2 separate regions of the Mus musculus genome follow, and region 1 is linked to region 2. A link is a contact called in ENCODE Hi-C or POLR2A ChIA-PET data. All regions are on one chromosome and are shown on one strand. Each heading gives the region's core, a stretch centred on a gene start or an enhancer-like site at or near the end of the contact. The rest is flanking DNA. Distances are from core to core; before and after follow the strand shown. Region 1 holds the start of Zfp87 (zinc finger protein 87). Region 2 holds the start of Zfp874b (zinc finger protein 874b).

Region 1 (4,774 bases), core at 1,440-3,939, 42 kb before region 2:
ACAAAGGAATAGTTCTCGTGTACCTTTAATTCTCTGCATGGGTTTACATACAGTTCTGGGGGTGATTCAGGGTTTGACAGCACGTACCTCTCATTGGCTTGGACTGAGAGTTTGGGGGAAACCTTATTTACATGTGGGAAGGCTTGGTGCTGTTCCTGCGTGGCTGATAGCCATGCCTCCCCTGTGGGGGCTGTGCGGGCAGTAACTTTAACAGGAACCAGGGGTCCAGGAGACATGGTCGAACCCTACCGTCCCATGTAGGTGGGAATTACCACCCATCGGGTTCTCCGGAGAAACCAGGCTATGTGTGCGTAGCCTGTTGCCCCCACATCTACTTTTAACTTTGCTGCCCCGTTTCCTCCTGTGAAGCCCATTGGTCTTTGCTGCCCAACATGATTCTGGGCAGCCCTTCCAGAGGCCACTTTCCCTTTTCTCCTACATTTCGGATGATCTTCAGGCTGTAGCTCTAAATCTGTTCCTTCTGTCTTCCTGGGGTCTTAGTGATTCTGCCCCATTCCTCTCGGCATCCTACCCACAGAATTCTAAGTGTCCCGCCCTGTGCCCAGCCATTGGCCATTGACATCTTTGATAGATCAAAAACCAGCTGGGGACAAGGACCCTCAGCATCTGGACACGCAGATTCAAAGCTTTAGAACCAATGTCCAACAGTGCGCAGGATGAATTTGAGTGCTTGTGTGGCACTTCCTTTTGAACCCGAAGTTTCACTCCTAAAAGGAGGCTCATTAAGACTCAGGAAATGAGCAAGCGCTGATAGGCATCTTGAATTACGAGATATTTACAAAATCCACAGGTCTGCCCCGCCCAGGTTATACATGAGGTAAAGAGTATAGGTGAGGAGTCTCCCTCCCCTGTGGAGCTGCCTGCAAGTCAGTGCTGCAGAGATGCAGCTATCCTGAGTTCTTTCCTAAGATCAGTAGGTGTCTTCCTGCTGCTGTTATCTTTCATTCATCATGTTCAAACTACAGAAAAGGCCATTTGAAATTCTAGGTAATTATTGAAAGAATGGCTCTAAACGGGGAACCCTAATTCTCCATATTGAGGCAACAGGAAAGGTGCCCTAAGCCTAGACCCCCGTCCATGAAAGACTCTATTCTTCCAAAAGTGTGAATTCATCTGAAAGGAGAAAGTCCAGTGGGAAAATAGCATTTAAGGAGAGCTTGACCTCTGTTTACTTTTTTTTCCCCATGGTCTCCCTTGAGCTTGTTATTTCTCTAAGGTCTCAAGGACAGGCACCTGGAGTTCTGCAGTTCCTCAGCAGGAGTGTTGGTTTTTAGAGACACAAAGGCAGGGAGGATGTCTCCTCAGAATGTCCTCATTAAGGGGGAGTTTTATGGGTAGTGCCATTCTAATGCTAGAGGTGGGGGGAGGGAGTTTCAGGCTGCTGCAGGAGGACACAGCACAGAAACCAGCTGTCTGTGTAGCATACTTGTCTAGGGCTAGAGGGAAGATGGGAGCTTCTGGCCAGGGGGGTGGGGGGTGGGAGCAAAAAATGCAGAGACAAACTGTGCACAACACTAAAGTATCTCTCTAGTATCAGCAATTCGGAGGTTACAACACATGCTTAATCACTGCAAGGAGAACTAAGTAGGAAAAGAGAAGTTGAGTTCTCCACAGTGATAAAAATACCATGGATAGTGGTAGCACATGCCTTTAATCCCCGCACTTGGGAAGCAGAATCAGGGGGATCTTTGAGTCCAATGCAAGCCTGGTCTACAGAGCAAGATACCCCATGCCTAATGCAGAGAGAAATTCTACAATGGATGATGGACCAGAAGTCCGTACAATGCTAAGAACTGTGCCCTCCTTGGGAGAGAAGCAGAAGAGATACTCACAGGCTCAGAGACCACCTGCTGTTAAACACTTCTCTGTTTGTGGTGAACCAGGGAGACGTGGGTGATGTTCTGGTATAGTTCTCATAAAATTAAAGTTCTTATGCAGATTAATGAATGAAAGTGTAAGCAAGGGACAAATGGAGAGATCAAGGATCCACCAATGGATTCTGGAAAGTCTTCACATGTAAATGTGAGGGTAGTACTTATAACCTCGTTCAGAGATTTTTTTTTTTTAACGTCTATGTCTCTGACCTACCTCCTTCACTGTATGGATTCCAGTGCTCACAGGAAAGTGTTTTTGTTTGTTTTCCCAGCTGTGGAGTCTAATGCATGTATGCTCACAGGCTTGTCAGCACACATGGAAAAATGGAGTATGTACAAGTTGAGCATTAAATTAAGTCTTCCTTCATTCTAGGCACGTAGTCTACCCCCTTTGCTAGTTTTGTACTTTGTATTTTGAGACAAGGTCTCTGTAAAGTGCCTAGAACGCTTTGGATTTGTAATCCTTTCATTTTAAACACCGAAGTTGATGTCAAAAAGCATCTCTAAGTAATAGCACTCACTCCACTTTAGCCTCTTGTTTCCTTATTTTAAAGTACAATTAAATGATTGTCAACTTTTGGTGCAGGTTCCAATTTTATAATTAGTAGACGAGTTTTTAAACTACAGTTTGACCAGATACAACTAATAACCCCTCCTATCAAAGCCTCAACGGATGTTCTAGCACGTCCGTTTTACAACCGGAACTTTTAAAGCAGCCTGACTGTGGGCTTTTGTCCCAGTGCTGACACCTCTCCTTTCTTTCCACCCTCCTCCGCTGTCAGTAGGGAGAACACAGAACTCTGGGAAATGTAGTCGTGCCCTCTGTGACGTCACAAGCAGCCGCTCTGCGAACCGCACTTCCGCATCCCGTCTGCAGACGTTTGTCTTCCCCTAAGTTAGCGGTGCTGTGTCCTGCTCCTCGCTCTCGATCGGATCTCTGACATGGAGGTTGGTCCAGGGAGCAGTGCAGCCTGAGGGAATGTGCAGGGGAGTGGTCCAGCTTGGAGGGAGCGGAGCCGAGGTGGACCAGAGGCAGGGAGAAGCCGAGTTGGTGATGCTGTGCTGCTGACCTAAGCTGGGCCAACTGAGCCTGGATGCAAATCTGGGTGGGGAGAGCAGTATGGGGGTGGCGCTGTGAGTGAAAGCTTTGTTAGGACGCGGCTGTATACGCTTCTGGGGTGGGAGAGCTGGCTCTGTAGCACAGAAATGTGGAATGGTGGAAGGTTCAGTATTGCCCCCCCGCAGGGTGGGCCGGCCCTCTCCTTGCGCCAGAGGTGTAAATGGGAGCCCACATTCCTGCTTGCCTTAGGAAGTCTGTTGGCTGTGATCACTTGGCCACTTGACTGTGGTCAGATTTCTCAGAACTTCTAGATCGAGTGGAGATCTGGCACCTCCTATTTATGGCCAGCCTAATATTCTTGGTTTGAGTTAATAGCTGCTCCTCGTTTCCAGGGACAGAGTTCTGCTAAGGAGGTTGGTGTATAGGATGTTAGTACCATTCTCTTTGGAATAAATTGTTAGGTTTTTTTTGGTGTGTTGTTTTGAATGAGAATATTTCATGGCCACCTCCGTGATCTATATCTTCACACTTAACACTCACATGTAGAGACAGTCTAATGTTCTAAAGGAGAAGGCTTATTCAGGATATTATTGATCCTACATTGTAGAGTAAAATACTAGAAAATACCGTATCCACTTATGTCAGAGATTGTGTAATGTCAGAAGCTTGGACTCCTTTTCTGAAACAAATGAGGGGGTGATGGGAGCAGAGAGATGGCCTGGAGATTATTAGTGACTTCGGGGAAAGGACTTGAGTGTCCCTGGGGAGGAGAAGTGACCTTGAATACCTAACAGTGTTTACGTTGCTCTTCAATTGTGAGCTTCTCTTCTATCTCTGGACACTGCACATCTAAACCTCCCTTAACAACTACTCTATCACTGCCCCGACTGTGGCACTCAGGTTCCCTGTTGCTCCCTGAACATTTGCCAGTTTATCCACGTCAGAAAGATTGAAAGGTGAATTTGAAGAGCTTTTGCTCAGTTAGGGTCCCTTGCCCATAATAGACTCCTTGGCCTGTCTCTTGTATAGTTTTGTAGTTCACAACACTTTAAGTCAAATCAAGTGTTTGTGTGGCATTAAAGCCTATTATTCATAAGGAACATGGGTTTTAAGCCACCTTCAGTATGAATATTTCTGTGGACTATGTAACTGTTATGTAAAAGACAGAGACTTCCTAGTTAATGTCACTGGCCTACAGGACAAGAACAGCATTGTGTTTTCCATTATCTAAAGTGGGAAGAGTACACTACCTTGTGAACCAAAAGTGGTTTCCTAAGAAGTAGGCATGAAGCAGAGGCATGCTGTCCTGTAACTTACAGACCTTTCCAGTATATATACTTTAAACACACCTGTGATTGAAAGAAACCAAACCAAACCAAAACTGAAGCCTCTTCTTGGAGCATCCTTGTTATCTCTGCATTGTGAAGTGAAGGCGGGGGATTAGGACTTCAAGGTCATCTTCCATATTATAGATTACTCAAGATGAACTTAAGCTAAGTACGATTCTGTGTAAAAATTATTAAAGGTTTTAAAAAACAGTTCATGGATACACTATTTCTGATGGCTTCTGTCACTTGGCTTAGTACCAGCCTGACAGAATTCCGTCTAACTGACATGGCTCACATTTAAAACATATACTTGAGAAGGTTTATTGACTGTATTTGATGTGTACTTTAAAAATCTCCTGCTCACATGCTTCTGTTAAAGGCGTTAAATTTTGGTGATCAGATAGATAGTCCTCTGCATTACTGTGTGTGTAGGGACTTTACGCTTTGTCTTGCTTGAAGATTCCTCCACATTTGCAGGGAATGTTTATTTT
Region 2 (4,345 bases), core at 1,044-3,543:
TTATACTTTTTGTCAAAAATAGCATGTCCATTGCATTAGCATTTATCCTTGGGTCTTGTTTTACAATGCATTGTCTGTACTTTTTAAAAATCTTAATGTTTTATTAATTTCAAGCAGTCCTCATTATAGCTTTGTAGTAGAATTTGAGGTCAGCTAAGATTATATATATATATATATATATATATATATATATATATATATATATATATATATATATATATATATATTTTTTTTTTTTTTTTTGAGACAGGGTTTCTCTGTATAGCCCTACCTGTCCTGGAGCTCACTCTAGACCAGACTGGCCTCGAACTCAGAAATCTACCTGCCTCTGCCTCCCAAGTGCTGGGATTAAAGGCATGTGCCACCACTGCCCGGCTAAGATATATCTCAAATGTCATTTCTCTGTCGTTGCTTTTTTAATCTCTGTTCTTTTATGTGTCATTGTATTTTTTTCCCTAGTTCTATGATGACTAATATTATGGAAAGTCAGAAACAAGAGTGAGGCTGTTGAACAGTGTATTTATGGGTATTAATTAAACAATGTATAAAATACTTAGAGAAATTAAGATTGCAAACAAGATGGCCAGGGACAGGAAATGAACTATTATGGAAGCTTGCTGGCCATACATGCCGTAAAACATGGTTTTGAACACAAGAATACATGTAAATGTGAAAGATAAGTAGATGGCTGAGGAGTAAGCAAACGCAAATCAGATCCATATGAAGCAAAATCACTGAGTTCCACTTTGTGCTTCAGATTATTCAGAGAATCTTACAGACTTCTGTTCATCAGGTTCATGTAAAGGCCAAGTTCCAAAGTGAGGTACAGTAACTAAGAGAAATATTTCTGAGACTCACTAAAACTAACTTTCTTACATGTAACAGTAATCTTCAACTCCAATAGTCCCGTACAAAAACACATACAATCCAGTTATTATATTTATAAGCAATAAACCTAGATTGGCAGAACTATACTAACTTATCCCCAGCTAGGAGACCGTTGGTTATCTGCAGTTTCTCCTGGTCACGTGGTTCAGCTCCATCTTAGCTGCTGCTTCCTCCTCTCCTGTCATCTCTCCCTCCCCATCTCTCGCTCTCCAAGATCTCCTCTCTCACCTTTCCTCTCCACGGCCCAATCACAGGCTTTTGCTTTTATTGACCAGTAAATGGGGAGAAGATTCACAGGAGAGCACCTGAGTACTTGATCCACCACTCTCCCGGGGGCCACCCCTCTTGAGGATGCAGAATTAACATGAAAATTCAAACAACATCAGGACAACCCACAACACTTACATAAGCTAAAGGTTGAAAATATGGACAAAGGATCTGCGATGGATCTGGGCGATCTTTACTGATAAACAACAGAGAGGAGGACTTTAAAATTGTTCGATACTCCGGAGGCAGAGGCAGGCAGATTTCTGAGTTTGAGGCCAGCCTGGTCTACAAAGTGAGTTCCAGGACAGCCAGGTCTAAACAGAGAAACCCTGTCTCGAAAAATCTAAATAAATAAATAAAATTGTTCGATGATTTAGTCTGTTTCTCTTGACTAACCTCCGACACGAATGGATTCCAATATTCACATGAAAACGATTTCCTGCAGTGGCTTGTGATCTGTGTACGGCTTGTAGTTGATTTCTAGAAGAGCCATTGCACAGGGCATCCAGAGTGATGGCGCTTAAGCCTTGTGGTGATCTCCTGTAAATAATCCGTGATTGTTACCTAAAATCCATGGCATTGTCTTCTTTGGGAATATCAAAAGCTTAGCATAACCTCAGTTATAAAACAATCCTGGTAAACCCGACACATTGGCTGTCAGTCCATCAGAAGCTGATTCCCCGGCGGCTTTTGCTAAAGCTTATCACATCCTGGAGTGTCTCTATCTCTTACCATCTTGGTAACTCAGTACACTGACAAATATTCACACAGGGTGTCAATACAGGAGAACGCGGCTCACTTAAGTATGTGCAGTACTGGGTATTAAGCCAAAGCCTTGAGGCAGTTTCCTCAAATAGCTGTAAATTTCACCGGAAATGAAGAAATTAAGAACTTTGCCAAGAAAATCCTCTGCCCCTTTAAGCTGGACCACAGAAACTGAGGAATGCACTCGGCTCGTTAGAACTGGGCTCAGTTCGTGGCCTCCATGCTTCTTAACTAGGCGACACTAACTAGGTGACAGACATCAATGCAGAAATCCAGGACCATTTTGTAGTACAACTCACTCTCCTAAGACTCCTGCAACGCCATCGCACAGACTTGTGGGAAATGTAGTCTGTAGCACGGTGACGTCACAGATCGGTACTTTGGTAAACAAGAGTTCAGCTTTTGGTAAGCATGTGCGGCTCTTATCCAAAGCTGGGCCAGACTCTGGTCCTGCTGTGCTCTCCCGTTGGATCTCTGACATGGAGGTTGGTCCAGGGTTCAGTCACCCCAGGGTCTGTGCGGGGTGCATAGGTCCGGAGGGAACAGGGACCGGGTGGAATGGAAGCTGGGAGGAGCTGATTTGGAGGAGCTTTCTGGACAGGGCTGGTGAGAGGGCGCTGCGGGGGTTAGTGGGACTGACCTCTGTTTAGACCGACAGAATTCAAGGAATGGAGAAGCTTGTAAGTTCAAGGATTGCCTAGGCAATGTTGGCTGGGTGAAGGTCTTTGCCTGGTCATGGTGATTCTGGGCGTTCACTTTCCAGCTTTCTGGTGGAAGTATTAGCTGGGTCACTCTCACGTGGATGTTACTGGATCGCTCAGTATGTTTAGATAAGAGGAGATCTGGTCCTTTCTGTACTTTATGGCTGTCTGTTACGGAGTTCAGGACCACTGAGAAAGATCACCAAATAAAACTAGGAATTAAAAGGTAAAAAACAAACCAACGAAACAAAACTGCTTTATTTAGAGCCACAATCTCCTTTGCCAGTTTGAGAACTGCTGCAAAAGGGTAGACAGGGGTTGGAATTCTTTAAGTCACAAAACACAGTTGTCTCAACTTGGGATGGTCTGCTTCATAAGGCATTATATTTTTTGTTTGTTTTCTGAGCAAGCACAGCTAAGAGAGATTAAAAAAAGCAGAATGCATGTCCGGTTACTATTGTTTGCTGTTTGTTTTTGTTGCTGTGTTGTACAACGCTCAGTTGGAAATGGAGCTAGTCTTTAATTCATCGCACATGCAGTTATTCTTGTCTTGCTTTGAGGTGACAGAACTTGCTAGGTTCCAGGGTCAGAGTCCTGAAGGGAGCATTGGTGTACGTGATATTTATCCCACTTTCTTTGAAATGAATTGTGGATTTAAAGAAGATTCACTTGGAATAGGAATCCCTCATGGAGGCTGTTCAGTTCCTCACTTGAAAGTAGCTTGACACCCATGTTTGCTAAAAGGATATTGAGCTGTTTCTCTTTTTTTTTTTTTTTTTTTTTTTGGTTTTTTCGAGACAGGGTTTCTCTGTATAGCCCTGGCTGTCCTGGAGCTCACTTTGTAGACCAGGCTGGCCTCGAACTCAGAAATCCGCCTGCCTCTGCCTCCCGAGTGCTGGGATTAAAGCCGTGCGCCACCACGCCCGGCTTGAGCTGTTTCTCAATGGAGGATTAATTAAAATCTTCCTAAGAAAGACAGATTTTAAAAAATTGCCTCCAGGGTTAGGAACCTTAGAGGTTGTAAAGCATGGGATTGTAAAATCTGTCACAAGGTGTTAACAAAGGACACCAGAGGTGCCCTCACTGTAAGATTGCACACACACTGCCTGTTTCAGTTCCTGACCCTTGGTCAAACTCTTTCGTAAATGTACAGTTCAGATTTGTGGATTTTGTGAATGAGCTGTCTGTCCTGACTGACAAACCTGTTGAACCAAACATCTGTATTTACAATAAATTCTCTGGGCTTTCAGATATTGTGGCTTCTCTGTTCTCTCCTATCTGAGAGACTGGAAGTCTGGCCCTGCTGTGAAAATTTTTTTTTTCCTTCAACATCTCAATGTTAGCTTCTGGTTTTCAACTTCATAACAAAATGTCTACCACTCTGAACTGAATCCTCACACTAAGGCTCCCAAAGGGAGGCAGAACAATGCCATCACAGGATACTCTGAGCTTTGTTCCAGCAAGGTTAATCCTACAGTGCTGAGTGAAAAATAATAGAAGCTACCAACTCTCCTGTTCCACCCGAGACTGTGAAGTTGAGAGCGTGTGAACCCCTTCCGGGATGGAGACATGAGCTGGTGTGAGGACTGATGTGGGCTTAGGGATTTTACTGATTTGAGGGTGGTGAAGGTCTATGGAGGGAGCTCTGCTCACCCGACAGGCTGTGTGCATTTCTCTCCATTCACAGCCTTGTGTTCCAGGCTTCTGTATAGTCTGGTATTTCT

Evidence for each region. A loop is a pair of places that touch in the nucleus more often than their neighbours do. ChIA-PET counts read pairs that join two places held with the same protein, here RNA polymerase II (POLR2A).
Region 1: a loop to region 2 is called in a map of left cerebral cortex, with 5 times the contacts of the local background. The contact joins the promoter of Zfp87 here to the promoter of Zfp874b in region 2. A Hi-C loop is called at or near these places in 5 of 37 maps with a recorded cell type or tissue (adrenal gland, heart and left cerebral cortex). POLR2A ChIA-PET finds 5 or more read pairs at or near these places in 3 of 5 experiments (Patski and embryonic stem cell).

The regions. Positions count from the first base shown.
Region 1 is chr13:67,524,146-67,528,919 of GRCm38, reverse strand. It overlaps Zfp87 (zinc finger protein 87), which reads left to right and starts at 2,689. Exons shown (of 4, transcript NM_133228.3): 1 at 2,689-2,843. The coding sequence starts at 2,838.
Region 2 is chr13:67,482,201-67,486,545 of GRCm38, reverse strand. Zfp874b (zinc finger protein 874b) reads left to right here and starts at 2,293. Exons shown (of 4, transcript NM_001076791.2): 1 at 2,293-2,405. The coding sequence starts at 2,400.